2 separate regions of the Homo sapiens genome follow, and region 1 is linked to region 2. A link is an interaction called in ENCODE POLR2A ChIA-PET data of the cell type or tissue named here. Cell type or tissue: HepG2. All regions are shown on one strand. Links, peaks and the distances in the headings refer to the core of each region. The heading gives the core; the rest is flanking DNA.

Evidence for each region. Peaks named below come from ENCODE experiments on the same cell type or tissue, not always from the same donor. Only the 100,000 strongest peaks of a DNase experiment are listed, where the experiment ranks them.
Region 1: POLR2A ChIA-PET joins it to region 2 with 11 read pairs; 17 of 35 experiments call an interaction of 5 or more read pairs at or near these places.

Annotation. Positions count from the first base shown.
Region 1 is chr3:50,244,651-50,247,554 of GRCh38, forward strand. All of the region lies in intron 1 of GNAI2 (G protein subunit alpha i2), which reads left to right. Among named protein-coding and RNA genes, the nearest start is that of GNAI2, 9.9 kb to the left of the region's middle. RefSeq lists enhancers at 989-1,704, 1,437-1,536, 1,705-2,420. In HepG2, for the core only: a CTCF peak has its summit at 1,713 (motif pointing left); a DNase peak (open chromatin) is centred at 1,714; H3K4me3 peaks cover 303 bases.
Region 2 is chr3:50,194,970-50,197,873 of GRCh38, forward strand. GNAT1 (G protein subunit alpha transducin 1) reads left to right here. Exons shown (of 9, transcript NM_144499.3): 9 at 299-2,727. Among named protein-coding and RNA genes, the nearest start is that of GNAT1, 4.8 kb to the left of the region's middle. RefSeq lists an enhancer at 1-530. In HepG2, for the core only: no CTCF peak of the experiment used is centred there; DNase peaks (open chromatin) are centred at 202, 712 and 1,082; H3K4me3 peaks cover 1,035 bases.

The DNA of each region.
Region 1 (2,904 bases), core at 201-2,700, 50 kb after region 2:
GATGACTGCATGATAGTTGTTGAGGCTGGTTCCTCTTGCTCCTTGGCCTCCGAATCTCAGTGCTGTGGCCTAGTGGGGCCTTGCCCTCTCTTGTAGGGGTTCCTAGGGGTTCTGCTGTGTTGCCAGGCCAGGCCGTAAGGGACTGAGGGGGCTGAGGAAGGCTTAGGAGAGCCAGAGCAGAAGCGTCCAAGCCTCTCTGGGCCATGAAGCCATGCACAGAGCAGAGACCCGTGCATCCTCATGGCCACCCAAGACTGTGGGTCCCAGAGGGTCCAGTTCCTCACCATGAGACCTCAGACTGTCCTCTTCCCTCTCTGTATCCAGCACTAGAATCTGTGATGCTGTGATTTTTTTTTTTTTTTTCTGAGACTGAGTTTCGCTCTTGTTGCCCAGGCTAGAGTGCAGTGATGCAATCTCGGCTCACCACAACCTCCGCCTCCCAGGTTTAAGTGATTCTCCTGCCTCAGCCTCCAGAGTAGCTGGGATTACAGGCATGTGCCACCATGCCCGGCTAATTTTGTATTTTTAGTAGAGACAGGGTTTCTCCATGTTGGTCAGGCTGGTCTCGAACTCCTGACCTCAGGTGATCCGCCCACCTCAGCCTCCCAAAGTGCTGGGAATACAGGCGTGAGCCACCCCGCCCCGCCAGTGCCGTGATTCTTAGCATGGTCTCCTGGCCTGTGGACACAAGGACAGCTGCTGGCTTGGGTTGGGCCCTGAGGCAGTTTGGGGTGACTTTGAAGAGGCTACTCAGGGCAGGCCTTGGGTTTGGCACCCTCCCTCAAGGGGTACATTTCATAGATGAGGCCTAGGCTCCCGTTATCTTTCCCAGAGTCCACCGCCATGAATCAGAAGGGAAAAGAGGTCATTCAGGTGCCTTGGGAACAGCGGAGGGATGCCTGAAATGAAGAGGCCTCCAGGGAGACGGTGCCAAATGGCCCAGCTCCGCGTGATCCGCGTCTTGTCCAGCACCTCCTGGCTCCTGCACAGGCGGTACCTGGGGCCTGAGGCGCCAGCGATGAACAGGTCTGGGGCCTCCTTTATATCAGGCCAGCCTTCCTCACCCGGTGCCTGAGTTTCCCTCTGTGCAGTGGAAAGGGCCCCACTGAGGGAGACACACCTTGCCCCAGAAAGACTTTCCCATGTGTGGGCAGGACCTGAGGCCTCAGTTTCCCTAACACAGAGATCTCTGACTTGGCAGTAGGAAGCCAGGCCCTGCTTGGTAGTGCTCCCCTTTGGGCACTGTGAACCCCTGGAAGCCGCTGGAGGCAGCCGAGTGCCAGAGACTGGCGGGAGGGAGGTGTGGAGTCTGTTGGTCTGTTCAGGCATCCGTTATAGGGCCATGCCACACACATGGGTGGGAGTGTTGCCGGTCCCTTTCAAGACCTCGAGTCCCTGCCTCCCAGTGCCGGACCCGTGCTGAGCCTTCTCGGAGGGAATGAGGGGGGCCGGGGAGCAGCACCTGGAGGAAGGAAGAGACGCCAGGGGCGGGGCTCAGAGGGCCTTTGTCTGGCGGGGTCTCTGCCCCTCCCTCCCGTTGCCATGGTTTCTGTGTGTGCCGAGTCTCTGCAGGCTGGGGGCTTCCCAGGGACGGGCTGGTGGGTGGGACACCTTCCCCAGTCGCCCCTGGCTGAGGCTGCTTTTCTGAAACAAAACGCTCCCCAGTGCTGCCCAGCCCCCACTTCCTTCCACAGTGTCTCCGGCTGCCGGGCGCCCCCTGGTGGTGGCGGGGCATGGGTCCCTAGGACTGCAGGGGACGTGGGGGTGCACGGGATCTGAGAACCACAGGCTGAGCTGGAGATGTGGCACCTTCCTGGGATAAGAGAAGGAGGTGGTGTCCGGGCTGCCTTTGTGGTGGGCTCAGGGCTACCCCCACCTGCCCCACCATATCCCACTGGGATAGGCTGGGGAGTTGTGGCAGTGTGGGCGGGCCTGGTGTTGTGGGTTTGAGCTGGGCCGCTGCCCAAGTCTACCCTGTGGTCCCAGCCGCTGCTGCTTCTGAGAATCTCTGCCCTCGGGCCTGCCACGTCAGCTGGCTGCTCTTCCTGGCCCCACGTGTTCCCACGGAGCCCACCAGTATGGGGGTTCTCTCCAGGGAGGTGTGCCTGGCTTTCTGGGTGTGTGCAGCCAGTGAGCAATGTCAGCAGTGAGGCTCCTGGGCAGGAAGGAGGCCCCAGCTGTGTAGGAGTGCCGGGTTATACTGAAGGGAAGTGACGACACAGCGGAAAGCCAACAGAGGAGCCAGTAGCTCTGACTCCTGTCCCAGGTTATGCTGAGTCCCAGCAGGGAACCACCACAGCTCTGAATCAGCCTGTTAGCCGCTGTCCATTGCTCTTCATCTGCTCTTTATCTGAAAATCTTCAGAAGCTTTCCTTCAAATGAGATGACCACAGCAGTCTTCTCTGCAGGTTGCAGGAAATGAGAGGTTTGGGGAAATCTGTACTCTTTCAAAGGGTAGATAAATAGTGATAACTTTTACCTGAATGCTCACATGTGCCCCACACTGTGAGAAGAGCTTTGCATTTAATCCTTACCCATCTCTCAGAAGGAGACAGCGTTGTCCCATTTCACAGATGAGGTGCCAGAGAAAGGGCAGGAAAGGAGCTGAAGCTCTTGAGGATCTCAGGAAGGATCAGAGTGGACATCAGGGCTGTGGCAAGTCTGGACCTCCTTCTGGGAGAGGATCTGAAAATGGGAGGCAGGCTGGCTGGCTGCTTGAGGCTTGACAGCTCTGCCCAGGGGAAACTGAAGCCAGAAAGGATAGTAGCAAGTCCCAGCCTCCCAGCAGATCAAAGCCTATTAAGGAGTTAGAGGGTCCAAGATGAACAGATGCTGTGACTTGAATGCTGGGGCCTGGACTAAGCATCAAGTGACAAGACCTGTGGGCCTGTCTCTCCTGCTGCA
Region 2 (2,904 bases), core at 142-2,641:
CTCTCCAGGCTCTTGCCTCAATACCCCAGCCCCGTCCAGCTCCCCACCCCACACCACGGCCCTGGAGCCTCACCCCCAAATCCTGGAGCCTACTGCCTCCAGGCCCCACCCCAGCTCCTCAGGCTCCACCCCACCGACAGAGGCCCCGCCCCACCCCACAAGTCCCACCCATTGAATTTCTTTTGGCCCCGCCCCAAGACCTCAGGTGTCACAGCTTCCAGGGCCGCCCCACCACACACAATGCCTAAACCCATTTATTTTGGGTCTCAGGGATGCTGACTGGGTTTCCTTTTCACAGGTGCCTGAATTCATGCGTGTCAGTCACCCTGAGACCTGGTAGCCCTAGCTGCCTTGCAGCCCCAAACCCCAGGACCCTATCAGCCCCCTGGGACTCCCTGGCCCCAACCTGCCACCTCACCAAAGCTCTGAGCCCTGCTAGCCTTGAGGCGCGGACCCTCCCCCATACCTCCCACAGTATCCCAGCGCCTCATGCCCCCAACCCCAAGCCCTGCCCTTCACCGCCCGGCTGCACTGGCCTCTAGGACTCACAGCAGCCAGCCCCAGCTAGGAACGGGCAGGACTTGGGGCAGCTGAAGCTCACGGTGACTCAGCAGTGCCCAACTGACCAATCTCCCGCAGCTCTCCTGCCCCTGGGGGCCCACGACTCACCTGGTGGGCCTGGGCTCAGCAAACAGCCCTCCCTCCCAGTATTTCATCAAGGACAGGGAATATCCCTCCCACACACAGGCCAGCTGCTCACCCTGCCACCTCCATGTGACAAGTTTGACACCTGTCTACCCAGAGCCAGTGACTGTCCCTCCCAGCAGCCTCCAAAGGGTCCAAAGTCCAAGCTAGCTCTGGCCTGTGTGGCCCCCACATAAATAAATTAGTGGGGAGGGGGCAGACCTGGGGGCCCTTGGGTGCCAGAGTGAGACACAGCAGGACCCTTCCCCAAATACTAGGCTCAGAGCAACCTCCAGCCTTCTCCAGCAGGATCTGCTCCCTGTGTCCTTGGACAGCAGATCCACACACCACTTCCCCACCCACACACAGTACCCTGGGCTGGTTGGACAACAGGATGGTGTGTTAAGGGGTTAAGGGAGGGTACTGTTGACACCAGCTATGGCCAATAGCTGGGCTGTCCTGAGGGGTGGCTGGGGACAGAGTCCAGCTCCCTTGGATCAGCCCAGAGGATTCAGGATAGGACAAAGGCCCTGGCTGTGCCCAAAAGGGTCTACCTCAGGTGGGGTTACAAGCAAACCTGGGTGACCCTCTTGTCCCTACCAGCAGCTTCTCTTGCCCCTTCCATTCAGGGTTCCCTGGCAGGGGAAGCTGAGAGCCATGGCTGAACTATCAGGGACAAAGGCCCATGTCCCCACATCCCTGCTCCCTCCTTCCTCATCCAGCACCAAATCTTTGCTTATGTCCACAGGCCAGGGCCTGTGCTGCAGTCGGGGACAAGGAGCTTCCGTCTGGCAAGGCCGGGGCACAATTTGCACTCCCCTCAGCTAGACGCACAGACTCAGCAATAAACCTTTGCATCAGGCTCCAGCTGTCCTTTCTTGGTGGAGGACTTAATTATCACAAGTCATGGGCATTTATTAAGTGCCCAGTGCTGGGTTGGGCATGAAGTGGGAAGATGGCCCCTCCCAGGAAGAAGTACCTGGCCTGACAAGGTGGGGCACTCTTGGGGGTATGGGACCAACTCATGGCTTTTCACGGGAGTTGAGGAGAGAGGAGCTGTGGAAAATATTCACTGGGACAGTCTTGGATCAAGAGGGAGTTTTGAGGTGGAGGCTCATTCTGGCAGGGACCGTAGTGTCTACCAGCCCCAGAAACATGGGCTTATGGCCACAGGAGTTCAGTGGAGCAAGAGCAGGGGAGGAGAGACGTGGACAGGTGCCCAAAGCCAGTCGGAGGGCCTGGGCTTTCTCAGAAGGTGATGGAGAGTCTTGGAAGCCCTCGAGGCAGGAACATAATTGCAGGGCTGGGATTAGGGTGAGGGAAGTGAGGCACACTCACCTTGGGTGCAACATTTAAGGCGATGCCAAAAAATTTAGTAACCAAGGTAAATAATATTAGGATAATATTTTTAAAAATCAAATGAATGCAAAACCCCACAATGAATGAAATATCAAAATCCAACAGAGGATCAAACAGAGGCATGCTAAGATATATTGGGGCTTGAAGCAAAGGGAAAACTATTTGTTGCTATATGTTTGTAGGGATTTTTTGCCAGTTTTAAAAATACATGTATCATAAAGTTTACTATCTCAGCCACTTGCCGGTGTATAGTTTGGTGGTGTTAAGTACATTCATAATGTTGTACAACCACCGCAACTGTTCATCTCCAGAACTCCTTTCCTCTTGTAAAACTGTAACTCTGTACCCATGAAAAAATAACCCCCCATTCCTGCCTTCCCCCGGCTCCTGGCATCCACCATTCTACTTTCCATCTCTATGAATGTGACTGCTCTAAGTGCCTCAGATGTGTGGGTCCATGAAGTCTTTGTCTTTTTGCAACTGGCTTATTTCACTTAGCATCATGTCTTCAAGGTTTATTCATGTGTAGCATATGGCAGAATCTCCTTCCTTTTTAAGGTTGAATAATATTCCATTGTATATATTCCACACTTTGTTTATTTATTCATCTATTGATGAATGGTTACATCTGCCTTTTGGCTATTGTGAATAATGCTGCTATGAACATGGGTGTACAAATCTCTCTCCCAGCCTCTGTTTTTTATTATTTTGGGTGTATACCCAGAAATGGAACTGGCAAATCATATGGTGAATCTTTTTTTTTTTTTTTTTTTTTTGAGACAGAGTCTCTCTCTGTCGCCAGCCTGGAGTGCAGCGGCACAATTTCGGCTCCCTGCAACCTCCGCCTCCCAGGTTCAAGCA